Linked DNA regions of Mus musculus: region 2 is linked to region 1. The links are chromatin loops, found by intact Hi-C in ENCODE. Cell type or tissue: heart. All regions are shown on one strand. Links, peaks and the distances in the headings refer to the core of each region. The heading gives the core; the rest is flanking DNA. Region 1 overlaps Gng12 (guanine nucleotide binding protein (G protein), gamma 12). Region 2 overlaps Gng12 (guanine nucleotide binding protein (G protein), gamma 12).

Evidence for each region. Hi-C counts contacts between places; a loop is a spot of excess contacts. Peaks named below come from ENCODE experiments on the same cell type or tissue, not always from the same donor. Only the 100,000 strongest peaks of a DNase experiment are listed, where the experiment ranks them.
Region 2: a loop joins it to region 1, with 3 times the contacts of the local background. A loop is called at or near these places in 9 of 42 quality-filtered maps.

What each region holds. Positions count from the first base shown.
Region 1 is chr6:66,954,737-66,971,247 of GRCm38, reverse strand. The region is part of intron 3 of Gng12 (guanine nucleotide binding protein (G protein), gamma 12); the gene reads right to left. Among named protein-coding and RNA genes, the nearest start is that of 4930597O21Rik, 39 kb to the right of the region's middle. In heart, for the core only: CTCF peaks have their summits at 7,398 (motif pointing right) and 8,593 (motif pointing left); DNase peaks (open chromatin) are centred at 6,797 and 8,587.
Region 2 is chr6:67,007,057-67,023,567 of GRCm38, reverse strand. It overlaps Gng12 (guanine nucleotide binding protein (G protein), gamma 12), which reads right to left. Exons shown (of 5, transcript NM_025278.5): 4 at 7,725-7,843; 5 at 2,207-6,104. The coding sequence starts at 7,817. The coding sequence ends at 5,979. Gm36816 (a long non-coding RNA gene) reads left to right here and starts at 14,581. Exons shown (of 4, transcript XR_869154.3): 1 at 14,581-14,611. It also overlaps the pseudogene Gm15644. In heart, for the core only: no CTCF peak of the experiment used is centred there; a DNase peak (open chromatin) is centred at 7,607.

The DNA of each region.
Region 1 (16,511 bases), core at 4,431-12,430:
TAATACTGCCAACTTCACAGAACACAGAATCACCTAGACATGCCTATGGTGTGTCTGTGATTTTGTACTCATAAGTAAGACAACCCACATTACCTATGGGTGGGTAGTACCTTCCCACGGCTGAGCTGGAGACTGAATACCAGGAACAGCACCATCAGAGCACCAACATCCATTGTTCTGTTTCCTGATTGCAGGCGCAGCGTGACCAGATACCTCACAGTCCACTGCCAAGAATTCACACCACAACGGACGGTGGGCCAATATAAAAACTCCATCTTTTAGATTACTTTCTTTTTTTTCCCAGAGATTTTTATTTTATTGTCATATATTAAAAGTCAAGCAAAGCCAAAGTTTATTTATCAAAGACAATTTTATTCGAGTCAAAAAGAAAAGTCCCAAGGCAGCCAAGCTGTGAATCTCACAAGCTGTCCAGAGATGGAGAATAAAAAAGAAGAGGGAGAGGGACCATGTACTTCGAGTTCAGCTGTTGGCATAAAGGTGAGTCATATGGTGGGGAGGAGAAATGCCTTTAAAAAGGATTTCTAGAAAGAGTGCTATGAAAAACACCATGCTTAGAAAAGTGAGAGAGAGAGAGAAAAAAGGAAAAGGCATGCTTTTTTTTTTTGTAAATAATCCAGAAAAGTGGGGAGAATGCTTCCTAAGAGACGGCCTTTATTTTATTGTGTGTGTGTTTATGTGCGTGTGCATGCCAATGCCCTAGATGGTGGGAGGCATCAGACAGCCCTGAAGGTGGAGTTACCAGCAGGTAGGAACTGCCTTTGTGTAGGTGCTGGTCTCGTGCACCAGGCTCTCCACCACTAAGCCATCTCTCCTGCCTCTTGCAGCAGAAAAAGTAAGCCAACTACAGGGATAATGATATTGAGGTCAGTCCTTTGAGCGGAATGTCATGCTTTCTGCTAATGTACCCTCACCCTTACCTCTCAGGTGAGTCACTAGCCAACACCTGCCTCCTTTGCAGACTCACTGAAAATTAGACAAAAATATACAATCTGCTTTAAATATCAGGCTCCAGACACTCAGGTTTACCAGGTGGAACTTGGGGTAGGATGTGCCTGCAACCTAGCCTGCTCCAAAATAACCCCACACCAAACACGACAACAGAAAACACTACTAAAAGCAGATAGATAGATAGATAGATAGATAGATAGATAGATAGATAGATGGATGGATGGATGGATGGAAAAAAAGGGAGAAAAAGATGGCCAAGATGGAGGCAAAAGCAGCTGAAGGAAATACAGGGAAAAAGACAGAGAAGGTTTGAGCCACTCCTGTGTGGTTTCAAGTTGCCCATACCAGGAACACTACAGCCAGGGGTTCACCCACAAGGCTCTCCAGGAAGAATGAGTAGCCTTTGGTGCCTCTGGGGATTATAAATGAATAGAGAACATGCTCCAGGGTGGAACACTGCATTTTCCCGATTAACCACACTGGCTTCACATCCCCTTCCCTGCTGCTGCTTGCAGACTCCTGTGTTTTGGCTCAGGCACCATAGAAGTTGCTTTATAGTCAGTTCTTCCCTCTTCAACTAGGTGTAGACTCCTGGAGGGCAGACACGCTTCTTTCTGTCCTTTGTTCCTCTCTGCTACGCCTATCAGTGTAATCCACCCAGCACTCACTCAATAAACTCTTGATGATGGGTTAATGCTGAGAATTTTACACATCAGTAGGTGATGGCTTTATATCATTAGCCCCCAACTAATAAATCAGCAGGAGTTCAAAAGTTGATTTCAAAGAAGGTCCTTATGGGGCATATTTCTCCATGGAAACAGCTGGGGTTTAGGTTTCCAGGGCCACTCAGTTCTCAGAGTGCCCTTACATATTCATCTGCTGGCTTACTGAGCACCATCATCTATCTCAGGTCTCCCATCAAACTGGCAGTACTCAAATAACTAAATCATGATATCAAAAGGAGTACAGATGTAATCACCTGTGATCCTAGTCCCTGGGAACCACTTCTTAGAAGGCTGTGTACAATACAGAGCAAAGGGCTTATTTTATTCTCCAGACTACAGAATATATTTATGTCTTTAAATCTACCTTAATAATCATTTGTTAACAGCAACATTAACTTCTGCAGAATTCTCATCTTAGTGGTTCTATTTTCTTAGTGTGTATGCATGCAGGAAGAGCCAAGCTCAAAGCCCTAGAACCCAAGTAAAAGTAAGGAGCAGTAGCATGGTCTGTGATCCCAGTGTTCTATGCTTGGCTGAGAAGAGAACCCTGGAACCTCCTGGCTCAGCTAGTCTGTGTACCAACAAGTGAGCGGCAAAGGCCATCTCAGAAGGTAGAAGGTGAGGACCAACTCACCCGCACATGTGTGCTATGTAAGTGTACACTCACATTCATACACATGAATGAACTCATCCACGCACACAGTTGGAGGAAGTCTACATACTTTCTCACTGGACAAAAAGCTTTCAGTGGCTCAGAACCCATGTTCTGCGAGAAGTACATCTTCCCTCAGCATTAAGAGAGATGCCAGGTCAATTAGAGATGCATGACAAACACAACCTCATCAAGTGTGGACAGAATATTCATTGAGAAGCAGGAGCTAGTCCTGTTGTAGCATATCTCATATAATTTCACAGTTGACAAGCGACTGAGGCACCATTTTCCCAGTAATAATCTTAGTCCACCACACAAAACCCCTCCACTTGTCTAGGCTACAATGTGAGCTATCTGCCATCATTTCCAGAAACTCATTATGTGCTAGAAGCTGTTAGACACCAAATGACATCATTCATCCCCATGACCTTAGAAGGATCCCAGAGAGACAAAGGCAGCTGGAATTAGATGTCCAGCACGGCTTCCAGCAGCATTCCCTGAGAAGTGGGGGATGGAGCCCAGAGCTTCTCTGCTTCCTGCAGTCCTAGCACTGCACTGGCTTCACTGTCCTACAGAACTCTGTTCCTGTGACCTTCTTCCCTACTTAGCTCTAGGAAAGCAAGAACACCTTCTTCATTTGTCACAATCAGTACTCGAAATGGTCCTGGAGACACAGTGGCCATAAGGGAAGCTCTTGTTGTTTAGTAGTTCTGATTCATGCTCTACAGTGAGCAGATGATCTAGTGGCCACTAGAGTTATTACGTCAACAGAAAGTACTAGGCAGGCCAGCTAGATCAGAGGCCAGAGCCACAGCAGCTCTCCCCCCAGCCCCTCGGATTTGTGACTTGGTGCTCTGCAGCTGTATTTCTGCCTGTCCCTGTCTTCTGTACTAGACTATACTTCAGGAAATGCTTGGTCAGTGATGGATGAAGGCTCTCTGCAGAGGTCTCTAGTAAACAAAGCATTGGCCTGAGACAAGGGACAAGGAGCTACATTCAGAAATGCCCTGACTCCCTTGAACAGTTCCTACCTGGTCTGTTGCAAAGCTTGTTAATGCAAGAATGCCTACACTCATAGAGGCCAGCACTAAGTAACAGTGTATGTAAGCACACTGCCAAGATTTAAGTCTGCTAAACTCAGGACAAGTGCTGTCACTCTGGTGGGAATCCTTGTACTCAGGTCTCCTTTGTGCAGTTCACTTTACTATCACAGAGACCTTGCTGTCCCTGCCTGGACCTGGAGAGGTATGATCTGTTTGCCTGCTCTCAGTATCTCCTCCCCCCATCTCTTCACCATTGTCTCTGTTCACATTCTTAAAAGGACTGTGTGTGGCCTCTTGGCACAACTCAGGGCCCTATGTGTCTATCTCTGATTACCTGGGCTTCTTCTGACCACCCATCCACCAGCCTCCCACAGAGAGAGTACTAGTTGCACCTTTGCTCACCATTTTAGCCCAACTGCAGAATCAACCTATTGCTACGATCTCCAGTTCAGGGAATAGCACCGATGTGTGGGCAAATGCCCCGACTCCACCCCACTTTTCCTGCACCCCTCTGCTACCTCCAGGCTCCTCTCTCTACATCTTCTCTGCAGTCTTCTCATTTACTTCTTGCTACTAGAGTGATCTTTCTGAAAAGAAAATGTCTCTCCCCACGTTTCCACAGTTTAGACATCACTTTTTCCAGAAAGCCTTGCTGACCACTCTATCTGTATTTCCTGCAGGGAAACAGGGCACATGCCCCAATTCTCTGGATTTCTACGGTGGTGTGGTCTCTTGAGTAATCTTGATTGTTACTCCCCCTCCCCGGTCTGCTGTCCTCGTAAGTTCCCTCTTCATGTGACTACAATAAGTCTAGACTGGGGTAGATCACATAAGTGTCAGAGATAAGTTCAGGAAGGATGTGTGTCCTAATTCTCTCCAGGGAAACACGAGGAGAAATTGACTCGTGGGCTTCAAGAGGTAACCTCATCTTAAAGGAGAGGTATGTCAACAAGCAGTTCTTTTCTGTGTTGGCACTGGTCGGAAAGGTTGCAGCCTTTCTGTGAAGCATAAGAAGGTTGGTGGTCTATCTTACCCCGAATCTGAGTGAAGAGCCCACCTCCACTGTTCAGTCTTATATGAAATGTGACTTTACCCTGAAGGCCAGCCTTCTTTAGGCTCACTCTATCTGCTAATGTTCAATATAGGAAGAAAATATAAAAGCCCCATGATCCATCCTAGGAGCAAACCCTGTCAGCCTACCCTGACATATTCCATCACACTGAGCACACTGTTGTGCAAAGGGTACACTCAGAATGTTTGCTAAATGAATAATCTAATTTGCCTCTGATGAGTCAAGGGCGCTTAGGAGTTTTATAATGTTCTAGGACTTTAACAATGAATAGCAGTCTTCAACTAGCTGTGCTAAATATATCCTGGTCCTAGGCCCTCACTAGAAAAAAGTTTCTGTTTGTTTACAGGAGAGGCTCTATACTGCGATGATGAAGCTTTAAATAGAACAAGTAGAGCTGAGCACTGTACAATGAAGCAGAAGTTGGATGTGCACTGCCTGCTAGTCCTGTTTGCACCATGGTCTGGTACTATGACAAACCCACTGACCTCAATGGGCTTAAAGGCTAAGGGCTGAGGACAATGAAAAGCAACTTCAAAACAGCGTGGAGATAGGGCTGCAGGGATGGTTCAGAGCTAAGACTGTTTGCTGCTCTTCTAGGAGACTGGAGTTCTGGTCCCACTCGGTATCCATACCAGACAGCTCACAAATGCCTGAACTCCAGCTCCAGGACAGCTGAGGCTCTCTTCTGACCCTTGTGGATACCTTTACACATGTGCTTGTGCATACACACACACACACACACACACACACACACACACACACCAGTGTGGCAGATGCTTTCTAAGAAGCTGGAGGACATAGTATGGGTCATAAGGTCAGATGTGTACTGAGAAAGCTTGCCACAGGATCATCTGCATTGCACCAGAACATAAAAGGACAGTTCACCCAAAGAGAGGCAAGCAAAGTAATAGTAAAGAGGGTGTACTTGACAAGAAGCCCGTCCTGGCTGTGTGGGGAACGTAAGTGACACGCCTGAACTGTGGTGAGATGCAGGTCTGCTGTGGGGCAGACAGGAGTCCCCACAGCCATTCACTAGAGAGCAGCAGGAGCTTCTTAAGCTGGAACAGGTCAACAACAAAAGATGCACGGCCTCAATGCCTGGCTGCTGCGTAAAGGTGATGGCTTTGGACAGCTCCAGTTTTCCGATGGAAAAGCAGGGGCAAGTGAGTTAGGGGTAACGTGGTAGAATACAGTAGTTTTAAATTTTCCTTTTTGTCTGAAAAACTCTTGTTGGAATGGAGGATGGAAGGCCGATACTTTTAAAGAGGCTCCTGCTGAACTTCGTATGTATACATGTGTGACATGAGGCCTTCCTTCCTCTTCAGCCACCCTTTCCCATGGGGATGGATCTGGTCCCAGCACAGCTGCTGACTCCTGTATGACGCAGCTCAAGTGGCCATGCCTCTTTTACTCTGCTCACAGGCCTCATCAAGTGGTCAGACCTGTAATCTCTGAGACCAAACAGATTGTAGGAGTAGTCTGCCCCTTTTAACAATTCTCTGGACCAGAGTTTTTTAGGCGGTGTATCTTGTATGGGTTTTGATCTGCCTCAGACACAGATAGCTGGACAGGGCCTGGGCAGCCCAGTTTAGACAGGAAATAGGCTCTTTCCTCCATAAAACATTATGATCTTCCTAAGTGTGTCCTTTTGAGAGACAGGCACTCTTGTTGCAGATAGAAAGGAAAACATCCAGAGAAGTCCAGCTCTCATCTGGCCTCCCAATCTCTTCCTTCCGTTCCCATGGCTCCTAGCTCTCTGACTACAGGACAAAGAGCCCGATTCTACCTGTGCACTGGATAGATAAATAATGGCCCGTGTAGCTAGAAGGCAATGATCAGTATGGCTGATGAGTCAATGAGAAAGGGAATGCGGTCCACCTCGGCTGTTTCCATGGAGACATTCCTCCACACCTTCCCCACTACTTCCTCTGACTGATTCTGGTCAGTGGAAAATGTCCTTGTATTTAGAGAGAAAGGTTCCAAAAGAAAGCTTGTGCTTTTCTTGAGAGGGTAGCGTCAGGGGTCCCAAGACACTGAAGGAATGCTGAGATCTGAGAGACATTTGAGAGCTGTTTGCTGAAAGCAAGCATGCTACGAGGAGCAAGTGGCTACAGAAACAAGCCTGGTGCGCTGATCCAAGAGTCTGATGAGGTTTTTACTCCAACTTCCCTTAGACTACCTAATATGGCAGCATAGTAGAAAGAAAACCAGTGAGTCTGGAGAATGATAAGCTGAGCCCTGCTCCCTCCTCAGGCCACGGCAGCACCAAGCCCCGGCCTTGGTGATCTGGGCAATGACTCTTAATGAACCCTCCCCAGGCATTGGGCTGGTATCAGGAGTGTGGAGCATGCTCACACCCGGCTGGAAAGTGCTTTGTGCATGTGACAGTAGACACAGATGGTGCAATACAGAGGGCTAGACTGTTACTACGGCAACCTCCAGCCATGGCTTTCTGAGGCTACACAGACTATTCAGGACACTACTATGCAAGAAGAAACAAGTCCAGGAAATATCTATGTCAGAAATTAAATAAAATAAAATGAGCCAAGATTCTCCCAAGGATGCTGTTCCCTGATGTTCTACTTGAAAGACATGCAATTTCTAGCAAAAACTGAAGAGTGGAGACTACCACAGGGAATGGCATTTGTGGCCCAGAATTCTAAAGGCAGCAGGCAGAAGTACAATTTTGGGTGGAAGGGGTAGTAGACCTGTATGGTTTCTTCTTGTCTGCATTGATGAATTATAGGTCCTTAACTATGCTGGTCATAAACATTTACCAAGTATTTACTGCATATAAAATACAATGTAGCAAACTTTTTTTTAAAGAGATGTTCTTGTTTTAAAAAAAACTCTTTTTATTTATTTATTTGTTTGTTTGTTTATTTGTTTATTTATTTATTATATGTAAGTACACTTTAGCTGTCTTCAGACACTCCAGAAGAGGGCGCCAGATCTCCTTATAGATGGTTGTGAGCCACCATGTGGTTGCTGGGATTTGAACTCTGGACCTTCAGAAGAGCAGTTGGGTGCTCTTACCCACTAAGCCATCTCACCAGCCCGGCAAACTTTTTAAAAAAGTACTTTGGAATTAACTGCGGATTTCTGTTCTGAACCATTCCTTCCTGACCCTGCCAAGACCACCCTGTGCCTGGGTTTCCTAATCTTAAAATGATGATAGTGATAGAACATATATTTGAGTTGTTAGGAACATTGCAGTTTAAGTCTTAGAATCACAGTTGACTTGCAGGAAGTATAGGACCTATTACAATCTTTCTATGCCTCTGTTTCATTATCTGTAAAATGAACATGATAATTATATCCACATCAAAGGGATGTTTTGTGAGCACTAGGCAGAAAAAATTCATGTGCAGCAATCAGCATATTACCTTCTAAATATTAAGTTTACAATAAGTACTAGTAGGTTTTATTCATAGATTTTAAAAGAAATCAGACACCCAGACACAAACAATAGCTCATGCAAAAAAAAAAAAAAAAAAAAAAAAAAATCCTGTCCTTGAATGGTTTTACCAAAGACATTAACCTTCCTTCACTCCGAGTTCCAATTATCTACAAAATACTGCTGGGTGCTAATTATGCTCCAGAGTGACCCCCCCCCCCCCAAGTATCTGTGATATCTATTCTGACACTTTAGATTGCCCTTTGTCCTCTGTTGGGATGGCACCACATTACTATCTGAGGGGCTATTTGAAAAGCTGGCTTTGTGAAACAAGAACAAGGCAAGAAGAAGCCTTTGGACCCTGGCACTTGGCAGGTAATAGAACAGCTCTGTTTTACCGCATGTGGCTCCAGGAGAAACCCATATTACTGCTGAACTGTGTACAGTTCCTGTTATCACCTGGCAAAGACCTGACCACAGGACTTACATTTGCTGCCAAGAGACCTGTGAGGTTCCCCTGTATTAGCACAAGTAGAATCTTGGACTCTAAATCACATTTATCTGGAAAGTCCACATATGCAAATGCTTGAAGAAACTCCCTGCCTCTCTTCAAGGCAAGCCAGCCACCTCATCCAGAGACAACCAGCTTCTAAAGAGAATTACACAGGCTTGCACACTGTGCAAAAAAAACTTTCTCTATTAGTTGACCATTGATGACACCTAGTGGCTGGTCAAGAGGCCAGCATGTGGCTCCTTCTCTCATTCAAGACGCAGAGAAATGTAACAACATGCCTAAAGTGAAAAACAACTGCAGGAAATGTAGAAAACTTAGATCTCCTGGCAGTAAGCAAGCGCATGCATTCGCAGTGTTATAAAATAGCATGCTAGCTTGCGTGTACCAAGGACTTGTTCATTAAATGGCTTGCCTGGTAAGCTTGAGAACCTGAGATGCCCCCAGCAACCACACATAAATAACTGTGTTCTGTGATACACAGTTGTAATCCTAAAGCTGGGAGATGGAGACAGACAGGCTGACCCCTGAGGCTCACTGGACAGCCAGGTTAGCTTAGTTGGCAAGTTCCAGGCCAGTCATCTGAGAATTATCACTCAACGCTGTACTGTGGCCTCCACACCCAAACCCACTTGCACATTTACCCATACATAGAGATGACTCTGCTGCCAGACACTACCAGGAGCCTGCTGTACACTTGCTTACCATGGAAAAGGCCTACATTGGAGAGTGGCTATCATTAGTCTTGCTTTAAAATTGACAGAATGTGGTTTGAGGTAATAAACCTTGTGCCTTTTTAGGTTATTGGGCTAGATACTAACATACTTTTAATGATTTTCCCCTATTTTTTCCAAAGCGTGTGTTTACTACTGATTGTTCATTTTGTGTGAGGCCTTCACATTACATTAGCTCATACAATCCTAGGAGTCAGAAGGCAGCTTTCAAATGAGGTATTTATGAGAAGGGTTGGAAGAGAGAAAGAATATTCTAATCTTACCCAGGATTTGTGTATATTTGATTTAGCTTCATAGCAGAGGGGAAAAATATACTAGAGTCCTAAGACTCTCATGATAGGAAATGGAAAAATGAACCTCCAAGTGGTTCGAAGATAAGGTGCTGTCTGGGGGAATGCAGCCAGCGCTCAGTGCTTAAGAATACTTCTTTGGAGAAACTCTGGAACCTGAAAAGCCAGACAACATGGCCTCTTGGTTTTATTAATGATTTCAAATGAGTAAAACACTCAACCAACTCACCTGACTACATCAGAGATTAGGCAACTCTCCACTATGCTACCTTCACACCATCTCCCTCATCTACATACACAGCACGTGCTTTCCTTGGTAGGACAAGCAGGAAAACTCTACAGTAATGCCATAAATAAAAAAGCACAGGGTCCAGTCAGGACCAGCAGCCACTGCCCCTTCCTTTATCTGGACAGGAGAGTGGACAAGACCGAAGAGGAAGTTTCTGGTTGCTTTGGAGGCTAAGTTGTGTCACCTGCTGCTTTTCTGGAAGCTGTCTTGTGAGAGGATGTTTTGCTGAGGCAGACACAGGAGAGGCTGTTTTGTTGAGAACACACATGTGGTGTTTTTCTGGAAGCTGTCTTGTGAGAGGGCATGTGGTGTTCTGCTGGAGCAGATGTTTGAGAGGGTGCCTGCTGCTTAGAAAGAATATAAATACAACCCTACCGAGAGAGGATGCTCTCGCACTGGTTCTCTGCAGTGCTTCGCTGGTCTTTGCTGCTGCTCTTGCATTAGTATGCCTTGCACTTTGCTGGTCTCTGCTGATCTTTGTGTGTTGTGACTTTGCAGAGAGAAACACACCACAGAACTTCTCATGGTATTCCGGCTGGTTCTTGCCGCTTCCATGGACTCATGCCGATGGTCAGAGCCTCTCCGTCTCTTCTGGATTGAGCCACTGCTACTGATTTGTGTTTAGTGTTTTGGACGGGACTGATGATATCCTGACAACGAAGATTAGAATTGCCCCAAGGAACTACTTCTAAACAGGTCCACAAATGCTGTTTCCCATTAGCCTTTCTTTTTCCCTACCTCTTTCTGGTTTGTGGGCTGGAAGAGAAGTTGAAATGTTTAAGAACCTTTACAAAAGTAGGTTTTGCACAATCTAAGTTCAATAAGACCTGTAACTCTTGTAAGACTGACCCCTCCAACCAGGGCCTCCACATGGCACAAGAGAAGACCATGGTAAAGAAAGCTGTGCTCTGTCAGTCTGCTCTGTGTGGAAGCTCACACGTAACATCCAGTTCTAAGAGACGAAAGCATCTCCGTAACTCTGCCTGCCATTCCTACCCAAACCCAAGTCCCTGATGTAGGAACTGCTGCAGTCACAGGATTCCTACATTCCTGGCTAGCCGGGAAGCCAGTCTCTGACTTATCTAACTTGACCTATGTACTATAAACATCTTTAGAAAGGACACTGCTACGTTATCTGGCTCATAGAGGCTGCTATGCCCAAAGAATTGAAAAGAAAGTGAGGAATTCCAGAGCCAGAGATGCTTATAAAGTCATCTCGGTTCATTCCTACCCGATATGGGAATTCTCTCGAACTATTATTTTAAAGGGCCAGAGGTCTACAGCTCATTTGTTAAGCGTGCTTCTCCAGCGTGTACAAAGCTCCAGGTCCTGCAATCCTAGCACCTAAGAAGCAGGAACAGAGGGACCAGAAGTTCAAGGTCACCCTTTGTGGTTAGCCTGGGTTCCATAGCTCTGTTTCAACACATGTGTACAGGATTTTTTTGTATACACCTATATATGTATATAGTTAGCTTATACATCTCTCCATTTAGTAGAATATAGTGATAGAGAAGCAAAGACCACAGATCACTCTGATTGTGTGTGTGTGTGTGTGTGTGTGTGTGTGTGACACACAGCCTTATTCTTGCCTTGCTGCAGCCCAAACCTAGGGCCTTATGCATACCAGGCAAGCATTTTACAAAGCTCTGTCTCCAACTCTTTGCTTTTATCTTAGCAAAACCCTGTCTCAAAAATTACAATTCCTTCTAATCTTTCCTGTGTCACTTCAGCAAAAGCATCTCTATGTGGGATTCTTTGTAATACAACTTTTATGAACAACCCACTGTGGTGCTTCTTTGAGGCACAAGTCTCCTTATGCTGCTCAATTAAAGTGGTCCTTTCTCCTTGACTCTTGAGGAGCAGGACCACACAGTCACCACTGACACGAGCACAAGTGCCTTTTACTTAGTCAAATCCTTCCAACTTCAACATCTTACTGTACTTACTTTAATCCCAATCTCCTTCTAAAGGATGGAAGAAAGACAGATACCCAAGCAGGCAGACACACAAATACATAGACATGTATTTCCTATTACTAAGGGCTTCTCTTATATAACTATATTATAGTTAGTCAACTCAGGAAATGAGGGTAGGTCTAACCAACATCCTTATTCAGATTTTGGCAACTGTCCTACAAATGTCTATTATAGTAATTAAGAAAATCTAAACGTATACACTATTTTCAGTGTTCTCTCTCTCTCTCTCTCTCTCTCTCTCTCTCTCTCTCTCTCTCTCTCTCTCTCTCGACAGGATTTCTCTGTATAGCCCTGGATGTCCTGGAGCTCACTTTGTAGACCAGGCTGGCCTCGAACTCAGAAATCCGCCTGCCTCTGCCTCCCAAGTGCTAGGATTAAAGGCGTGCGCCACCATGCCCGGCTTAACACAAATATCTTAGTTGATATTTTATTGCTGAGAAGAGATACCATGACCAAGGCAACATACAAAGTAAAGCATTTAACCTGGGGCTACTTATAGTTTCAGAGAGTTACTTCATTATTAAGAAGGGAAGTGTGGCAACAGCAGACAGGCAAAGTGATAGAGCAGTGGCTCTGAGTTCACATGTGATCTGCATGCTGCAGGCAGAGAGAGAGAGAGAGAGAGAGGGGGAGAGAGAGAGAGGGAGAGAGAGAGAGGGAGAGAGAGAGAGGAGAAGTCAGGGATGGAGGGAGGGAGGGAGGATCAGGTGGAGGAGAAGAAAGGGAGGCTTTTGAACCTCAAAGCCCAGCTCCAGTGATACATCTCCAACAAGGTCTTATCTCCTGATCTAACCCTTCCTGAATAGTCTACCAACTGGGAAACAAATATTCAAATACATAAGACTATAGGAGCCCTTCTCATTCAAGCTGTCACAGAAAGGGTATCTCCTGAGTCCTTCTTTGTATTTGACAATTTGGGTATTTGTTAAGAGTAGAATGTTCCACAATTTGAAACTGCTAGCTTCCTCTTTCTTATAAGGCACAAGTATGTAACTTTGGCAGTGGTACTACAGACACAATTATGCATCACTTTAAAGGACAGGCGAAACGATATTTGGATAAACATTTCCTTGTAAAATTCTGGGAGTATGTTATAATTTTTCTATAATTCTAAATTGAATCCCTGTTAAATACTTATCTACTGGCTTTTCTCTAACAATATCTTTCCTTAACAAATTAAAGGTTGTTGAATATTTTGTTATTGTTAGTACTTATTTTAAGATTTTTAGCTTAGACTGGCCTTGAACTTACTAGGTTATTTTATCCTACTAAGTTTTAAAAATATTTTCTATCTGCACGCAGCAAGGAATTCTGTCTTAGCCTTCCTAGCCCTGAATATTGACATGATATTCTGTCCTTAACTCCCTATGTAGACCAGACTGGCCTCAAACTCGCAGACATCTGCCTGCCTCTGCCTCCCAAGTGCTGGAACTACAGGCGTGTGCTACCATGCCTGGAGCACTGCTGTTTTAATGGCCTTTTAACTTAAAGTATGACTATAAAAAGTCCTGTCCTCTCATGACCCCGAACACATCTGTTTGTTCTCTTGTTCAGTTAGTCAGTTCATATTTACTGAGTGTCTACTCTGAACAAGTGTTCTAGGAATTGGATAAAGTGCTTCAATAAGGACACAAAAGAACTAATACAGAACAGGGTGGACAGTATGAAATACACAGGTGAGAATTTCTGAATATATGGGAGGAGTACTCTAAACCAGCAAGGAAAAGCCTGGTTCTTCAAGAAAGGCAAATAAGCAGGTAAGGCTGGAACTGGGAGCCCAGAGGCAAGAGGGTGGGGCCTCCGAGGCATGGCCAGTTTCATCTTACATCACAACAGGCCTTTGTATCCACGCATGCTACAACTGTGGATTTAATTAACTGTATAGCAAAAATATTCCGGGGGAGAGGGTAGGAAGTCATGTTTGTATTGCACATGTACAGGATTGGGGGGGGGTGTCACTATTCCCTCAACAACACAGCATAACAGCATTTATATAGGACTTGCATTGTATCTGACAGTAAAAGCAATCTACACAGGAGAGGGCCAGGTGTGTTGACACACATCTATAACCCTAGTATTTGGGAAGTCAAAGCATGAGCATTTTGAGGTCAAGCCAATTTGAGATATATATCAAGACTTGTCTCAAAAGTCAATAATGTACATATATGTACATTATTATGCAGGCACATACCATTTTATACAAAGCACTGCAGTATTAATGGCAGATTCCTAATGGTGGCTTTACTAGTGGGGACAGACATCTAAAAAGAGAGAAAGATACTGATGGCTGTGTGGACATGTGCATGTGCTCCTTCCATGACAGGAGTGGCAAGGAAGGTCAGGGTGAAGATGGGTGTTGAAAACGGAGATCAGCCAGTTCTAGGGACCCATCTAGTTCACCAGAAATTCTAGCTTCCCAGGACCCACTGTCACCTCTAGATGTCCTTAGAGGAAGAAGATGAAAGAAAAGAGAGGGGTTCCCTAAGAATTTGTCTTGGGTGAAACACAGCCCATCAACTTGTTCTGGATGAAGCCTGTTGGGGTCTCTAGAAGCCTGAGGCAAAAAAAAAAAAAAAAGTTGATGATACTCTCATCTTTTGCCTATATAAAAGCGAAATACTAAAGACAAAATATTTAAGAACTTCCTCAATAGTTATTAATGCCTCTGCCAAGTGTTTTAAAAGCTAACAATAACTTACAACATGTCCATTTTCTTTTAAGGAAAAACAGTCACAGAGAAGCACCTGCCCCGACATATGAATACTACAAGATCTCAGCAGTGCATGTATGTCCTCAGGCGCTGATGTGCACCCAAGGTTCTGGAGAGAGGAGGTTATGGAAAAAGCAAACACTAAAGCTATCACTAAACAGCACCACTGTGTCTGTCACTTGGGGGATGGAAGTACTGCAGTCGAACAAGGATAATGGGTGAGACTTTTCCTACAGATGCTCTCCATTTATAAAGCACACAATCAACGCTGAACAACTGGGCCATGGCACTGTCCCATCTCTTTAAATGATGAGATTACAGGCCTCTGCAACACTGGCTTATTTTGAATTCTTCTTTGAATACACAGAAAGTAGAGCTGTGGTAAGATTACTCCTTAATTTAATTGTAACTAGAATCTGCCCTCCCCCTCCCCCTCGGCATTTGCTAGTAGTAATACCAACAACTTAAAGTAAACTGATTTTGTTTTCAAGACTCTAGATATATGTATTCAGTTCACAGTTGAAAGTTCCTGTTTTCTGATTGATCACCTTTTTATCCTTGACAAATTCTTTTTAATGTTTGTTTTATTTTTTAAATTGTTCGTGAGTGCAGATACCTGCTAAGGCCAAAGGTTGGATCCCTTGGAGCTATAGTTCCCGGCAGGTATGGGCCACCTGGTATGGACAGTAGGAACTGAACTAAGGTCCCATGAAGAGCAGTGTATGCTCCTAATCACTGAGCCATCTTTACAGCCTCCTTGGTAAAGTCTTAAAGAGGGAGACGATGCACAACACTAGTGATAATTTGATGTGAACCACAGCAGTGGTAGGTTGTCCTAACTGTTCACTATTGTACTGGCTGGTTTTATGTGTCAACTTGACACAAACTGGAGTTATCAAAGGGAAAGGAACTTCAGTTGGGGAAATGCCTCCACGAGATCCAGCTGTAAGGCATTTTCTCAATTAGTGATCAAGTGGAGAGGGCCCCTTGTGGGTGGGACCATCTCTAGGCTGGTAGTCTTGGGTTCTATAAGAAATCAGGCTGAGTAAGCCAGGAGAGGCAAGCCAGTAAGTAACATCCCTCCATGGCCTCTGCATCAGCTCCTGTTTCCTTACCTGCTTGAGTTCCAGTCCTGACATTCTTTGGTGATCAACAGCAATGTGGAAAGTGTAAGCTGAATAAACCCTTTCCTCCCCAACTGCTTCTTGGTCATGTTTGTGCAGGAATAGAAACCTTGGCTAAGACAACTGTGTACTTAACAAATATGAAATGTCAATTTAATGGCGTCGTAACCATTTCACTCTTTACCACTATAAACGGGTGTCCAATTCTAAGCTTCTAATAATACTCTCAAGGCATGCAGAAGGAACATTCTATGCTTGGGATGGTCTGTGACAGTCATTCTCTAGTCCTCCTCCAGGGGGCGAGGAGAGCCAGTGTTGTACTGGAAAAGTCACCCTCACATTGATTTTCCCAAAGGGTTTTCCCCCCATCCCTTTTCTGCTTAGTACATCTCACTCAGACTGATGAGCAAAGTGCTTTAGCTCTTTTATGCAGAGAGAGGCAAGAGACACTTAAGGCCGAGAGAGATCGAGTACACGTCAGCACGTATCTGTACAGTCTTGCAGGCTGGATGGTTCTCCTAAGGCTTGGGTCACGGCTTCCAAGGCTCCTTTCTAAGGCCTCCTCGGTAGAGCTTTTGGTCAACCACAGATGCACGGGAGGCCTGAGAGTGAAGGCCTCCCTTCATGGGGTAGTGGTGGGACTTCATCATATCATACAAGTGCTTGGTGGCCACGAGTGACTCTGGCAGCAGTTCTCTGCAACCTGGGCTGTCTTCCCTTCTTTGGAAGAGTCAGGAGTCCTCACTGAACAACCAGGCTTAGCCCCTACCTCCTGCCAAGAGCCTGCTGTAGGCTGGGGGTTGAGTATGCTGATGACCACACAACAGGGCAAAGGGAAGGCCTGGAGGTGGGGCAGTCAGTCCTGCTACACTTACTTACACTCAGATCCAACTTTTGTAGGTTCTAAGTTTTACATTACCTTGAGAGTCTTCTTTAAACAAAGACTACAAAATTAAATCCAGTCCTGTTTATATATACTGAAGTCAGATGATCTGAAAGTTAGGGGATCATTACAAGTT
Region 2 (16,511 bases), core at 3,146-11,145, 54 kb before region 1:
CTTGGACTGCAATTTTTTAAAGGTATTTTACTTCTAGTCATGTGTATGAGTATGTATCTGTGTGGGGCTATGTGCTCATGCTTGCCTTGGGAATTCAGTCATCAGATTCCCTGTTGCTGGAGGCACATTTAGGTTGTCTGCTGTAGAGTGCTGGGAACTAGGCTCAGGCCTTCAGGTGCAGCTCATGCTCTTAACCAGCTCTCCAGCCCCTGGACAGTAGTTTCTTGCAGGGCAAAGTCAATATTAAATTCTGAACAAATAGATTGTTGAGATGAATGTTCTTAAAACTCACAGTGCAGTTGTCCAGGGATGACCTGGACATTCAAATGCAGATTTGAATTCCGACGTGCATTGGAATGACTCATAGGAGGACATGGCACAGAAAGGGCCCATCTGAAGGCACAGGCCATTTGCTGCTCACAACAGTCACAGGCGGGGTAACAGAGAGCAAAGGCAAATCAATTAAAGGAGATGACCATACCAAGGCTCCTCAAAGACAAAGCTGGTGATGGGTCAGATTCTACAAATAGGCTTAGAGCTGGAAGACAAGACCGAGACAGACACACGGATAGGGGTGTAAGATTGCCTATCCTTCAGTGAAAAGGCTGGAGTGACTATTCTTGTGTCTCTGTGTAATCCGCTTGACAGGGAGAAGCTGAGGATGGTACAAGTGGAGAAAAGTTGAAACACTGAGTGACATGCATCTCGGGCTGCTAGTGCCATTCTTGGCAGATATTTCCTGCCTGCAACTTTGGGCAGTGTATACTTACCTGGCATTTTTGGCAGGGGCCTCCTGTCCATACTGTAGGGTAGTGTACACTCACCTGACGTTCTGCCACCCCTTTTAGTTTGGTCATCTCCTTTCTCTTTAAACACTATCATTTCCAACACAGTCATCTTCAGAGTCACAAAAAGTATAAGAGGGGTTGTAGCAAGGATGAGAAAAGGGTGACTAAAAAACAGCTTTAGGGAATTCAGTAACAACGGGAAGAACAACTGTAGCCTGACTCTCATTGCCAGAGTAGCTACTTTTTGTAATCCTTCCTCCCTCCTTTTTTTTTCTCTTCTTAACAGTATATTATACTTTATTCTATTTAACAACCTAGGAAGTTTGTGGCCATCAGCAGTTCCAGTGCAATTATAGGTGCAATTGGGAATTCAGGGATTTCAGTGGAGCTGTTAGTATAGCAGACCTTGTAGGTAAAATACATGCATTTTTGATAGCACATGTGAAGGGATCTAAAATTGACCTCGTTGGTTTCATTCTCAGCAAATGCCACTCAACATGGCATTTATTGTTCTTGATGTTAATGCATGTTCTCTTTTTACAATAAATTTACGACCATCAGAAGATAATAATTTCGCATACATAACATCAGGGTCTTCACATCCATTATGTTCTTATGAAATTCTACTTGATCCCAGAGGAACGTTAGTAGTTTCCCAAGTAGGTTCTGGGGCACAGGAAGGAATTATTTCTATCATATCACAGCTGCTTTCTGCAACGTGTGGGAGACTGGTACCTGGCAAGGCTGAGACATGGTCTCCTAGTAACTTGCCTAGCAAGTGCTTCTGTAATCCTTTCTGGACAGGCTGAGTGAGAACCTCCTGTTCTATCATGTGTGCCTGCACACGTGTGTGTGTGCTGTGGGGATGGGCCTCTGTAGGGGTGGGGGTTTTATTACCTGGGGCCCATGGGCTGCTCCTTTGTCTGACCTTCATCATTGTAGGGGGATTACAGGAAAGCAGAGTATCTTCAGCAACTGCAATGTTAACTTGTCATGGTCACCGATGGTACTCAGGGTGGTGTCACTCCCTAGCCACCTCATAAGTCTCTTGTTTTTCCAGGATAGATGCAGTGTATGGGAGACCTATATCTAAGCTTGAAGTCTACTTTCTCTTCTTAAAAAACAATTCAAGACAATGCAGTGCTTTTTTTTTCTGTTTATCAAGCCTCGGCACCCATAACACCTTAGTAGCCTTCCTAATAGATCTTGTGACATTTGTCCCTCCTTCTGGCTCCCAGAAGGCCCTTTCATGACTCACGCTCTCTATACAATGCTGCAAGGATAGCGATAAATGTCAGCACCCCACCTTCCTCACGCCATCCCTAAGGCTGGGGAGCCCTGGGTGAGCCTCGTTTACCTGCACACCACAGCTCCTGGCTCTCAGAAGGTTCTTAGACAATGTCAAGTGAATGAAGAGAAAGGGAAGAAATAGTCTTTTATTAATTTATTGGGCAAAACACAGAAAGGAGTCAATGACGCACTGACCCAGTAAGTAAAGCTTTTAATGACTCTTCTCTCACATTTGTGAGCATGTTAGCAAGTGAAAAAAAATGCTTTTATTCTTTCCAAAGAACAGAGTTGCAAATAACAATCACAGTTTTAAAGTGATTAAGATGCTGGATGGACAGCCGAAGAATATTATCAAATAACAGAATCTCAACAACTTATCAAATGAAACTTTACTGAGACATAAGAGAATATGTGTTAGGAGTTAACATGGCTAAAAATGAAACATCACAGAAATAGTTAAGTCCATAAACCTAGAACAGGCACTGGATAACAAGTGATTAGGTGAGTACACACTACAGACAAACTGGTATTTGAAGCAGCTTATAGCACCAACACGTTGGCAGAAACGGCAGAGAGGCAGGTCATTCCACCAGGGCATCTGGGAATAGGGAGGCTCTCAGCTTCTTCTGCTTCTATTCCCTTGTGACAACAAGGGAAGGGGAGGCTCAGAGAGCTGACGTGCCTGGTCCTAAGTCACCCGGCACAGGACTGACCAGGCCATCGACCACTGGTAAATGCTCTATTCTATCTGATTTGACGTATTTTTCCTGCTTACAGGCTTACGATGAAAGAAAACAACAAACATCATGGCATACTTCAGTATTACATTTATTTCATTGGAGGTGACTCTTGGGCCTGTGCATGGACACCCCTTTAAGACAAATTCAGGGAGATGAATTTGACAGTTCTACCGTAGTGGTAAGCTGGTGGAAGGTGGCACCCGAACAAATATAATTTGGCACATATTTTTAAATGTTATTTTAGTGTGTGTGTGTGTAGGTCAGAAGAGAACCTGCGGGAATCAGATCTTTTCTTTTATGTTGTGCATCCTGTAGATGAAACACAGGCTGCCGGGCTTAGCATCAAGCACCTTTACCTACTGAGCCATCTCGCTGGCCCCAGTATGACACATGTTACATTGTGTAAACGATGAATGAGAATTATTAACTCGTTGGTATAAAATTTCCCCCATGGATAGCTTAAAGATCAGCAAAGTATAAAAATAATCCAAACACAGAAAACGCAGACCAAGCCTTCCCTTGAAAGTGTATGACACTCCTTTTCTTTCTGATGGTAAAGAATTTAGAAACATGATTTCAAAGAAATGGAATATTTAGCTACAACCCGCAGCTTGTGAACTATCTGCTACATTTCCCCTCTTTCAAAATATGTATGTTTCTTCAAGATGCTCTGGAGTCATGGAATCTTGTGTACGCTATCTTGCCAGGGCCACGGACAAATTTAAGATGAACTAGGGGGATCAGAGTATAAAGAGTATAGTGCTCGCGGGAGTGTTAGTTCAGACAACAGACTGAACACACAGAAAGGAAGCCAAGTTGTCAGTGTGGGAAAAACACTCCACATGGGACTTCTGTGCATCATGACATCACCAACATACTGCTGCAGTTACCGGCTTCATAAGTGAACAAAGACAGATAAATAAAAGTGACTCTTACATGTCATATATATGTGTATATATATATATTATACTTTCTCACATAGACATCTAGCTATAAGTAAGTCAACAGTTGGCTAATGATTTCCCTCCTGAGTCCAGCATCAAAGAATCTGATTTCATTATTATTATTGTGAGCACAGCTCAGATCTGGTTAGGAAGTTACAAGATATTTATTGTCTCTAATCAATGAAAAGGCAACAAAACCTCCTGGGACCTCAAGTTCATTTCTTACCATTAAAAGTATTTTAACAAAAATATGTTAAAGTACTAAAGGATATACTATGTTTGCTACCAATAATGTGCACATGATTGCATGAAAATATTCTGTAATAAACTGCCTTATAAATATTTAAAGAAACATGTTTAAGATTAGAGTGAATATAAGATTAGTGTTCTGAAACTATCAGTAGAAAAATATACTTGTAAAAAAAAAGAATGTTCCATTAAATGTAAAAATTGTCTTTTTTGGTGTACATTTCCATCTTTACCTTTTCCAAGGTAAAAGCTCGCTCTCTCTCTCTCTCTCCCGCCTGAGCAGGTGTCTTTAATCCAGCTGGGAGCTAAGCAGTGAGAACAGGTTGTGGGCAGTGCTATGGATTTCACACGCTCAGTTCCGAGTGCCAAGCAGATGGGTAACGTGGAGAAATTCTGATGCCTCTGAGTCACTTAGGAACAGGACTGCATGTTTACCACCAAGAAGCATGACGCTCAGAGCCCAGGCATTAGATATTAAAATACATTTTCTTTTAGTGCACACTGTATACAAGTGGGGGAAATTTTATAAACAACTCCCGGGGCTAAGTCCTTTTTGAGGACACTTTTTAAAATCCTTCATTAGCAGTTACCTTAATAACCTAAAATATCACAGGCTTTGTGTTTGGTTTGGACTTCGAATAGATTATTTTAAATAGTCACTGTGACAAAGTCAAAATCCTTTCTTGGTTATGTGCCTCTGGGATCCCTACTGGACACTGCGAGGGTACGTGGGCTATTTTCACAATTGGAGTAAAAGTGAGGACCCAACTGCTAGACGCTGAAACTAGCAAGCCTCCCTTTGGAAGGGCCCTCCCCCAGGGTGGTTTGTGGACATGGTAGTGTTGGAAGTATAGGCATCTGCAAAGAGCCCAAGTGTCTTTATATCGCTTGAATGTTTTTCCCCCCACTGTGGTCCACCAGTTAAAACTGGGAAGGAGGGAATGTCCCTCTACAAGCAGCTGCTCTAGCAGTAAGGGCAGGTACCATGCTGGTGAGGAGAAAGGGGCAGGGCTGCCTGTGAAGCTGGGCGCAGGAGAGCAGCTGTTTTTAAGAATTTCTCCTCCCTCTCCGAGATTGTGAGGCTCTCGGTCCCCTCTTCCATTCCAGTCATGAGGGTGGAAGTTTCTGAGGTGGCCACCCCCAATCCAGCAGAGATCAAGAGCCCTGGAGTGGAAGCTGCCTCCTGAGGGTCTCTTCCCCTTTCTTAGCCTCAGGATCAGAGAAGCCCAAATGACTGATATGAGTTAAGACCCCATCAAAGGGCTTTCAGTTTTAGCCTTAGGTTTTTAATTGGCACAGTTTATTGTAGACTAAGGGGCCAGCACAATTCCAAGAGAGGAGTGAGAACAGCATCAACTCATTATAATGCAGATGATCTTTGCAACGTTCTTTCATTACCTTTTTTTTTGTACAAAAATTTCACGGAAATTTACCTACACAGAGTCAGGATAATGATGTAACTCTGAAGGGAGGGAGCTACCGCAGGAAGTTTCAGGGTGGTTAGTGCCCATAGTGCAAAAAGGTATGGTTGTAGACACATGCCTCCTCCCCAGATCCCTTACATGGGATATAGGTTGGCACAAACATTATTAAGAACAGAATATAAAGGTTTTTGACTGAAGTGATTCTCGACATTTTAATTTGCCGGTGCTTAGACAATGTAGGTCTTGACATATCTTAATCAATTATATTTTGTAAAGACAAGCTTCCCACAACTCCCCTGCCATTTTCCTTATACAGTAACCCAATATGATACCATAGTTATCAAATAGAAAATAAGATTGTTATTCTGTATTAAATCAGTAAAGGGTGAAGAAAGGACAACTTGAAAAAGAGAGACTTCAGGGTCTATTATTCCGAGAGAAGGGTGTTTTAGTTACTAGCTGTGGTTACCAGGTAAGCTGAAGGAATCCCTTCAGGTTGCTGCTGTGGTTTGCGTTAAGAGGCAAGGGGCGCTTCCTGGTCCACTATAAGATGATGCAGGTCTTCTTATCCTTGAACGGGTTTTCTGAGGTCGGTATGCCCATCAGCAGGGGGTCGCTCCGGGCATGCTCCTCACAGTATGACATCAGGTCTGCTGATGCTTTTGAGACCTGACATGGACAAAAATAAGAAAGAGAAGACTTTACTGACAAATGTCAGTAGTGTAACTGAACCCAATAATCGGTGACATAGCATGACCTTCACACCGCTCGTCAAGTGCAGGGAAAATGGTTCCTGGCCAGTAAGACCTGCCTTAACCAAGTGATCAGAGGAGGACATCTCTCCTGCAAGCAAAAACATTTAGCTAGAAACAGGCAACAATCAATCTCCATTCTAAGAGATGGCAACTCTGTGAAACAAGCTGCCTGGATTCCCCATAAAACATGTTGTTACAGAAAACCCTGAAGAGCAATGATTTTCAAGTGGTTTAAAGTAAAAGTCCTAGTGTTTTCTATATGAACATGGAGCAAAAGAGACACACTGAGAGAAAATGAAAGCAAATGACATTTAACAATACTCAATGGTAAGAAGTGTAAATAAACTCCCGTGAAATGGTGGTGAGTGGGTGAGGCTCCTGCTGCCAAGCCTGATGACCTCTGTTCTTCCCCCAGGCCCCCCAGGCCCCACATGGTGTGAGAGAACAGCCTTCTGTGCTGTACTCTGCCGTCTACGTGTGTGCTTATTACTGACGCACACACACACACACACACACCCCAAAAACATTAATAGTAAAAACTGAGTATTTGAACATTTGCCATTCCTCTGCAGTATGCAATGTTTCAAAATAAAAGTTAGGGACAAAGAAGGAAAGGCATGCGAGTCAAGAGGAAGTTTACATTTTAGTTTCTAGGTAAGAGGAAGAAGACTGCTCCACAGAGCACAATTGAAGAATTGAATAGTGGAGCTCATACTTGAGTAGGCTTTGAGAGTTGCTCTCCGTGATACTAGTGTGGGGGAAGTGAAAGGCACACAGGAGCACGGGAAGTCTCCATGCCTTTCTCTGGAGTGGCATGTGCAACTCTGTCTTGTGAAGGGAGTCTGGAGGTAGACTCCAGGAGTGACAAGATCAGAGCTATGAGGGCCACCACAGGAACCTCAAGCTTTGCAGACAGGTGACTATCTCCAGTCAGGTAATTGCTCCCATTTCAGGAAACAGCATGAGTCATAACATTCCAGTGCTCTCAAGGGCCAGTCTTCTCAGGGTTGAAGGAAACACTTCAAGGTCAAGGTACCTAAGAAAATGTATCTGCCTCAAGATGGGGTCTCTATTAACCCTGGGGCACAGGGCAGTCACTCAGTGGCACACCAAAAGGCAGCCTTTTTGTTTTGTTTTGTTTTCTGCAGGAAGAGTCAAACTGGCAGTTACCTGCAACACTTTGATAACTCTGTAACCCTTGATAAATTCTGGAAGGGTGACAAGGATGTTTATCACCTCCCCAGGGAATCCTGTCCCCACTCAGAAGACAAGGCTTGATCACACTCAGTCAGGAAAGCAGGCACTTCCAGCTTGTCCTGGGCTTGACAGAGAGACCAGCTTAGAGATCGGCTCCCTCAGCTGTTTTGGAATAACACCTGTGGTGGCTAGGAAATGAAAACTAAATTCTTGTCAGCCTGCTCCAGGAAAGGCCTGGAAGCAAGCCGCACACAGCTGTTTCTTCTCCGACCCATGCTCCCGCCCAGGAAGGGTGGGGGAATTACCCAGAACACGCCACCGGGTCCCTCACACTTGCCTTTATTCTTTCGATGGAGGCTTCCAATCTCAGCTGCTGCACAGTTCTCCTGGCTTGGGCTATGCTGTTGGTGCTTGCCGTCTTGCTGGACATCTTTGATGAGTCTTCTTTCTGAAAATCTGAAGAGAAGTTTTAAGAAGGTGAACAGCATTTCCTTTGGGTTATTTGAACCTTTATTAAAATGGGTTACTTGAAGGAGACTGGCTGCATATCCCCAAATATCCCAGCCAGAAATGCCCTGCAGTAATTTTGGTGACGATCTAGATGTGCCAGAGTATCTACAAAACCTTTCTGCAGAAATTTAGCACGAATCAGTTTACTCTGTGTGCGCTGACATACTACAGAAGTGTCCTTTAAAGAACTTCCTAAGAAACAATGAAGTAGTTAAAGGACCTACAGCAAACATAAGTGTCCGGCAGCAGAGCATGCTACCATCACCACAACCCATAAGAGAAGGCTTCATTTCTATTGGTCTGATGAAAACTTCAAGTCGCAGGAAATGATGAGAAAGTCCTCTCCTAAAGCACTCTACACACAGGGCAACTGTTAGGGGACATCAGATGCGCAGTAAGTTTAAGACTATTGGTAGGTAAAGTCCTTATTTAAAAGGGAGTTAGGGGGAACTTCCAGCTGAAGGACTCTCCATGATAGATCTACAGTAAATGCCAAATGTATAATAGCCTGAAATGTTATCATTCCTTCCTGCTTTATCCCAATGGCCAAGACCCTTGCTCAACCTGCCCTCTAATGTTAGAGGGTTGACCCTCCTCTCTGGCCTGAGCCTTTGGATTCTACTCCACCCTGTTGCCTTGTCTGTACAACCAGATGATGCAAAGCAGTGGAAAGAGCCTGGCCCTTGAGCTTTGACCTGTCTGCTTAGCCAAGGGCACCATTTCAAGAGGAGGGCAGGTCCAGGGCAAGTGCTGCCTGGTGCCCCTTCCATATATGGTTACATTCATGCCTAGAGTGGTGGCAACTGGAGAAAAAGGCTGAGCTGGCAGGAAGGTGGCAGTTTCATGACTCATGGGAGCAGGTGGGCAGTAGGTGTGCCTCCCTGGCACTATGTGAGGACTCAGCAGTCTAGGGCACCATGGCGCCAGTAGCAAACCCAGGCTGACTCATTCTTTGGGAGGGCTTGCTGCTGCACAAGACTTAGACTAGACAAGGTAGAAAAACCCAGTAATATAGACCGAGTGAGTGACTGGAGACACAGATGTCTCCAAGGGCTGAGTCAATGATCTCAGAGGGCTGAACCCTTTGGTGTTCATTTTTACACATTTATATGAAACCAAAACACATTCAAAAACCAGAGCCAATGATATCCCTTCGATCGGTGTGCAGGACTTTGGACTAGGCCTTGGCTTGGCGTCGCGTCGGGCTTCCAGGTACCAGGCTTGGCTGCTTCCCTGCAACTAATCAGGAGGTTGAGAGTGGGCAGGTTGTTTCACTTTGACTGTTTATCTTCTCGTTGGTAAGAGAAGGGCACCATTAGCCACCTCCACAGCTTATGCAGATCTAGTATGGGGTCCAGGACAATGGTGGTCTACAGACTGCAGCTGTGGGCAGGACTGGAATCTCCTCCCTCTTCCCCTACCTGCTCAGTGAACCTCAGGGCTTCTGATTAATTTGGTCGAGGCAGGGCCCTTTCCAACAAGTCATTAGGCAATTTTGCCACATCAGTATCAGGACAGAGCCAAAGGTGTGGTGACAGTCACTAGGAGATTAGGGGAATAGGGAGGCCCCAGTAGGACAGAGGTACAAACAAGGAAGTGTATGGCAGGGCAGGGTGGCCTTGCCTGGTCTTGAGGCCTTAAGTGACCTTAATTCAACACACAGACTAACAGACTCTTCCTCAGCTTCCAGACATGCAGCCCCACCCAAGAGAGAGGCTTAGGGTCTCCAGGGGAGCAGGAAGGTGCCTCCCATCACAGACTTGGCCCACATCCCTTAATATGCATGCAGGCCAGGGTCTATTAATCATGGTCTGAAGTGCCGGCAAGGCATGGGCAGCCTCACCTTGCACAGAGTGCAGGGCCCTGACATCTGTCCCTGCAGCCTGGGAGCCTGGACTCTCTTTCCAGTTGGAGGTTGGTTGAATGTGACCCTGACTCTCTTTCTGCATGGCTGTGGTTTGTAGGCTTCACCTTCAGGGTTTCACTATGTTCCCTTCCCATGGGAATCATGCCAAGCATTCTCTTTTTCTCAACCTTCAGGTACAGTTTCTAAGGCCAGGGCAAATTTTCATGTAACTGCAGTAGAGGTCACACACGGACACCGCTCATTGCTCTTACCTGTGTGCCATCAGCAAACAATCCACAGTCCAGGTCTATTTATAAAAGCTTGGGAAGTGAAGTTCCCTCTTTCAGTGAAGATAGCTACACAGAACTACACAGTGGGGTGGGGGTGGGGTGGGGTGGGGTGGGGTGGGGATGGGACAGCGACTTTTTCCCTTCCCCGACTGTCTTACAATTAATATTTAAACCAGTTAGCTTGTAAGTCAAGACAAAAGAAAATGAAAGCGATAAAAACAGCAATCCACAATTCATTCCTGTCCGTTCAGGCCTCTACTGCTCCTTAGCTGGACTTGGTCAGACTCCTAGCCCCTCACTCCCTGCCACGGGGAGATCGTGCAGGTTCCCAGGCGCTAAGAGGTCCATACATCACTTGGATATTTTTCCTACTCTTCCTTTCCTCTACACCTCCTCTTTCCTTCTTACTAATGAGGTGTGTGGTGGGGGAGCATGTCCTCACTATGTTGCCTAGGCTGGCTCCAGTCTCCTAGGCGTAGGCCATCCTCCTGAAACCTCCCAAACAGCTGGAACTAGAGGCACAAGCTACCAAGCTGGGCAATTTCCTGTCCCCCTTTTGAAGCAGGGTCTCAAAAGGTAGGTATTTTTTCTCACCACTGAGAGAGGCCTCTTCCTAGGTTTGTTTTTTCTTTCTTTCTTTTTTTTTCAGTCTTTTATGTGATTTTATTTTCTCCCTTCAATCATAATAATATGATATCGAAATTTTGTCTTAACTGGTAGGTCTGTAAACACAGGCTTATCCATCCCACTGACAGGCAAAGCAAACACTGCTTCTTGAAATGGCCCCACCATGGATCCTCTGGTCATCCAACCCAAGTCACCCCCTTGTCTGACTTTATCTTCACTATATTGTATGGCCACTTCACTGAATCGCATCCCAGACTTTAACTTTTCCATGGCTTCCATGATTTTTCCATGTTGTTCACACACAATGTGTCTGACCTTTACTGCATTGCCACCACCTTTGGGACCCTGAGACTTCTTGTCAGCACTGTCACTCCCAGAGGCTGCACCTCCTTTTCCAGAACCAGTTTTCCCCTACGGTGGCATCGAGACAAGGTTTCTCTGTGTAGCCCTGGCTGTCCTGGAACTCACTCCGTAGACCAGGCTAGCCTCGAACTCAGAAATCCGCCTGCCTCTGCCTCCCAAATGCTGGGATTAAAGGCATTCGCCACCACCGCCAGGGTTATCTTCATTCTTAAATACAGTGTGCTTTTATTACATTTCTGTAGCAACAGCTTTGGGAAGTCAATTCAATGGGTTACTTGTGGGCAGCCCTAGAAAACAACCACTAGGCCATGGGGAAAGGAAAGGGAATCTCTGATTAGTGTTTCTGTTCTTAGAGAGGAATCAGGTCGAAATTTTATAGTTTTAACTAGAAGAACATCTTTCAGAGACATGGAATTCTACTGAGCTGCCTCAAATCTAGATAGAGACTGTGTCTCTTTCAGTGCTTGGAGGGAGGGAGGCCTTTCTGGGGCTGGGACTGGCTATAGAGGACCTTCCTCCTTGCAGATACTTCATATAGCCTCACCTAATGTCCTGGGGCAGAGCAGGACCACAGTGGTAGAAAACACCCCCAAATGTTTCTATTCTCTCCTGGGCAGGAGCGCCAGGCTGTCCGTCTATGCATCAGCTTGCTTTATCCAAGCAGAGCTTCCAGGGTAAATACCATGTGGCATCCTCATGAAAACCAGGAGCTTGCTTGTTGCTTTCATACAGTCTTTCAGGAAGCCTTATTACAACCCTGCGTGAAGTTTTTACTGTTGCTTTAAAGGTGAGGCATCTGGAACTAGAAATGATGGCTCCCAGGCAACCCAGTATTCTGCATTCCATGCTGCTTGTGAGACTTTTCTTTCCAGATGTCCCCCTTCCCACCTGTACCACAAAAAGGGTACCAATATAATTAAAGTGGCTAATTTTAATTATATTTAAACACTGGCCGGGCAGTGGTGGCACACGCCTTTAGCCCTAGCACTTGGGAGGCAGAGGCAGGAGGGTCTCTGACTTTGAGGCCAGGTTGTTCTACAGAGTGAGTTCCAGGACAGCCAGGGCTACACAGAGAAACCCTGTCTCAAAAAATCAAAAAGAACAAACAAACAAACAAACAAACAAAAAACCCACTGAGGGGTGGGGGTGTGGCATCACAGAATGTTCCACAATGTGGGTCATCACTGGAGCACCTCTGACACTCTGATGGTGTCAGTGTGTATCTTGAACCCTAGCACTCTATTCTCCCCAGTAGAGCCAAAATGTTAGAACTTGAGCCAATGACCATCTGATGAAAACCAGCTGTTGTTTCTTTTCAGCTTCATACATGGGCAAAATAATGGAACAGACATGAGGTATTTAGGTAATCAAATGGTTTGCACTGGTTTTGACACTATGGCTTGCCTAAATTCTGAGATTCTTAGAAATTCCTAGGAAAAGGGTGTTCCATTAAGGGAATACAGGCACTTAAATCTGTGTCAAGAGGACCCGAGCCAGAGAGGAGAGTGAGCATAAAATGTGTCACAGAGCATACTCTTCAGTGGAAGGAACAGAGGAGCCTAGAGTCTGAATGACAAGTCACAGTGGCCTGGCCCAGAGCTAATCACTGGGGCGAAGCAACTTCCAAGAACAAACATCCCTCTGTGGCTGTAACAAAAGAGCAAGCCTCCATTTACTCCAGCTCTCTGCATCTTCTATAAAGGAGGCACAAGAAGACCTGCCTCCTAGGGCTGTGAGAGATGGGACACATACACACAGTGTGTGCTCAAAGCAGCAAACACAGAGACGCTAAGTGCTGGGCTCAGCCCCATGTTCTTAGTGTGAACCACAATTAATGCGCTGCTGGAGAATTACGAGGTTATGTGATCAGGTAGCAATCACTTTTTAATACAGCTTAAGAGGGGTGAAGTGCAGAGCAGGCTATTACAGCCTTTCAGCCTCATGAGCACTTACGGTTCATATCAGAGCCTGAAGGCTAATGGTTAGACTGGGTCCCACGAGCACTGTACAGTGTGTTTTAGTATCAAATTGACTATCACCCTTTGGAAAAAGAGAGATTTCAGCTGGCTAAGGTGCATGCCTTTAATCCCAGCTCTCAGGAGGCAGAGGTAGGTAGACACTCAAAGCCAGTCAAGGATACACAGTGAGACTGTCTCAAAAAAACAAACAACAAATTTATGAATGAACAAATGAATAAAAATAAATAGAAAAACAGAGATTTCACTGTAGAAGGATGATGTCTAGAAAAACTGGAAAATCTTTTGCTAGATCTGATAGGTAGTTGCTTCTTTGACATCTGCTAGCTCTGACCCTGCTCTGTGTGCCCTGGACATGCAGTTGCAGGGTAGCACACACTCGTTCTTGCTCTTCCCAGCAAAGGTCTTGTGTAGGATTTGCTGTTTAAGCCTCAACTTTCTCATGGTAAGAAATGGAGATAACACTACTTCCCTATTTAAAGGACTGTTAAAAGTATCAGATAAAATTAGCCTGTGTGTAGGTATAATTTAGTGCTGGGATACATGCTTACTGTAATTGAGGCCCTGGATTCAGTCACTGCCACTGGGAAAAGCATGTAGATTAATAAATATAAGTAATTCTTTTGAGAGTGCTTAGCATTTGTACGCTTATCTGCGTGGTGTGCACCATACTCTTTAGTTCCTACTATAGTTCCAGGTACTTGGCAGAGGTCTGCCCTCTTCCTGGCATATGTCACTGATCTGTAGGACCAGGGAGCAATAAACAATATGTCCCAACATTCACGGGAGGGATTGTGTTCCCCACCCCAACTTCATACACGCCAGAGTAGGACTATATCTGAAGAGGTAACTGAGTTAAAATGAGGTCACGTGAGTAGGCCCTTACTGTCATAAGACAGTGGGCTTATAAGAAAGGGAGATTTGGAGAGTCTTGCCCAACACCCGCAAGGGCCCACACGGGACTCCCCACGGGACCCTAAGACCTCTGGTGAGTGGACCACAGTGCCTGCCCCAATCCAATCGCACGGAACTTGAGACTGCGGTACATAGGGAAGCAGGCTACCCGGGCCTGATCTGGGGCACAAGTCCCTTCCGCTCGACTCGAGACTCGAGCCCCGGGCTACCTTGCCAGCAGAGTCTTGCCCAACACCCGCAAGGGTCCACACGGGACTCCCCACGGGACCCTAAGACCTCTGGTGAGTGGATCACAGTGCCTGCCCCAATCCAATCGCGCGGAACTCGAGACTGCGGTACATAGGGAAGAGGGCTACCCGGGCCTGATCTGGGGCACAAGTCCCTTCCGCTCGACTCGAGACTCGAGCCCCGGGCTACCTTGCCAGCAGAGTCTTGCCCAACACCCGCAAGGGCCCACACGGGACTCCCCACGGGACCCTAAGACCTCTGGTGAGTGGACCACAGTGCCTGCCCCAATCCAATCGCGCGGAACTTGAGACTGCTGTACATAGGGAAGCAGGCTACCCGGGCCTGATCTGGGGCACAAGTCCCTTCCGCTCGACTCGTGACTCGAGCCCCGGGCTACCTTGCCAGCAGAGTCTTGCCCAACACCCGCAAGGGTCCACACGGGACTCCCCACGGGACCCTAAGACATCTGGTGAGTGGATCACAGTGCCTCCCCCAATCCAATCGCGCAGAACTCGAGACTGCGGTACATAGGGAAGCAGGCTACCCGGGCCTGATCTGGGGCAAAAGTCCCTTCCGCTCGACTCGAGACTCGAGCCCCGGGCTACCTTGCCAGCAGAGTCTTGCCCAACACCCGCAAGGGTCCACACGGGACTCCCCACGGGACCCTAAGACCTCTGGTGAGTGGACCACAGTGCCTGCCCCAATCCAATCGCGCGGAACTTGAGACTGCGGTACATAGGGAAGCAGGCTACCCGGGCCTGATCTGGGGCACAAGTCCCTTCCGCTCGACTCGAGACTCGAGCCCCGGGCTACCTCGCCAGCAGAGTCTTGCCCAACACCCGCAAGGGTCCACACGGGACTCCCCACGGGACCCTAAGACCTCTGGTGAGTGGACCACAGTGCCTGCCCCAATCCAATCGCGCGGAACTTGAGACTGCGGTACATAGGGAAGCAGGCTACCCGGGCCTGATCTGGGGCACAAGTCCCTTCCGCTCGACTCGTGACTCGAGCCCCGGGCTACCTTGCCAGCAGAGTCTTGCCCAACACCCGCAAGGGCCCACACGGGACTCCCCACGGGACCCTAAGACCTCTGGTGAGTGGACCACAGTGCCTGCCCCAATCCAATCGCGCAGAACTTGAGACTGCGGTACATAGGGAAGCAGGCTACCCGGGCCTGATCTGGGGCACAAGTCCCTTCCGCTCGACTCGTGACTCGAGCCCCGGGCTACCTTGCCAGCAGAGTCTTGCCCAACACCCGCAAGGGTCCACACGGGACTCCCCACGGGACCCTAAGACCTCTGGTGAGTGGATCACAGTGCCTCCCCCAATCCAATCGCGCGGAACTCGAGACTGCGGTACATAGGGAAGCAGGCTACCCGGGCCTGATCTGGGGCACAAGTCCCTTCCGCTCGACTCGAGACTCGAGCCCCGGGCTACCTTGCCAGCAGAGTCTTGCCCAACACCCGCAAGGGCCCACACGGGACTCCCCACGGGACCCTAAGACCTCTGGTGAGTGTACCACAGTGCCTGCCCCAATCCAATCGCACGGAACTTGAGACTGCGGTACATAGGGAAGCAGGCTACCCGGGCCTGATCTGGGGCACAAGTCCCTTCCGCTCTACTCGAGACTCGAGCCCCGGGCTACCTTGCCAGCAGAGTCTTGCCCAACACCCGCAAGGGTCCACACGGGACTCCCCACGGGACCCTAAGACCTCTGGTGAGTGGATCACAGTGCCTGCCCCAATCCAATCGCGCAGAACTTGAGACTGCGGTACATAGGGAAGCAGGCTACCCGGGCCTGATCTGGGGCACAAGTCCCTTCCGCTCGACTCGAGACTCGAGCCCCGGGCTACCTTGCCAGCAGAGTCTTGCCCAACACCCGCAAGGGCCCACACGGGACTCCCCACGGGACCCTAAGACCTCTGGTGAGTGGACCACAGTGCCTGCCCCAATCCAATCACGCGGAACTTGAGACTGCGGTACATAGGGAAGCAGGCTACCCGGGCCTGATCTGGGGCACAAGTCCCTTCCGCTCGACTCGTGACTCGAGCCCCGGGCTACCTTGCCAGCAGAGTCTTGCCCAACACCCGCAAGGGTCCACACGGGACTCCCCACGGGACCCTAAGACCTCTGGTGAGTGGACCACAGTGCCTGCCCCAATCCAATCACGCGGAACTTGAGACTGCGGTACATAGGGAAGCAGGCTACCCGGGCCTGATCTGGGGCACAAGTCCCTTCCGCTCGACTCGAGACTCGAGCCCCGGGCTACCTTGCCAGCAGAGTCTTGCCCAACACCCGCAAGGGTCCACACGGGACTCCCCACGGGACCCTAAGACCTCTGGTGAGTGGATCACAGTGCCTGCCCCAAT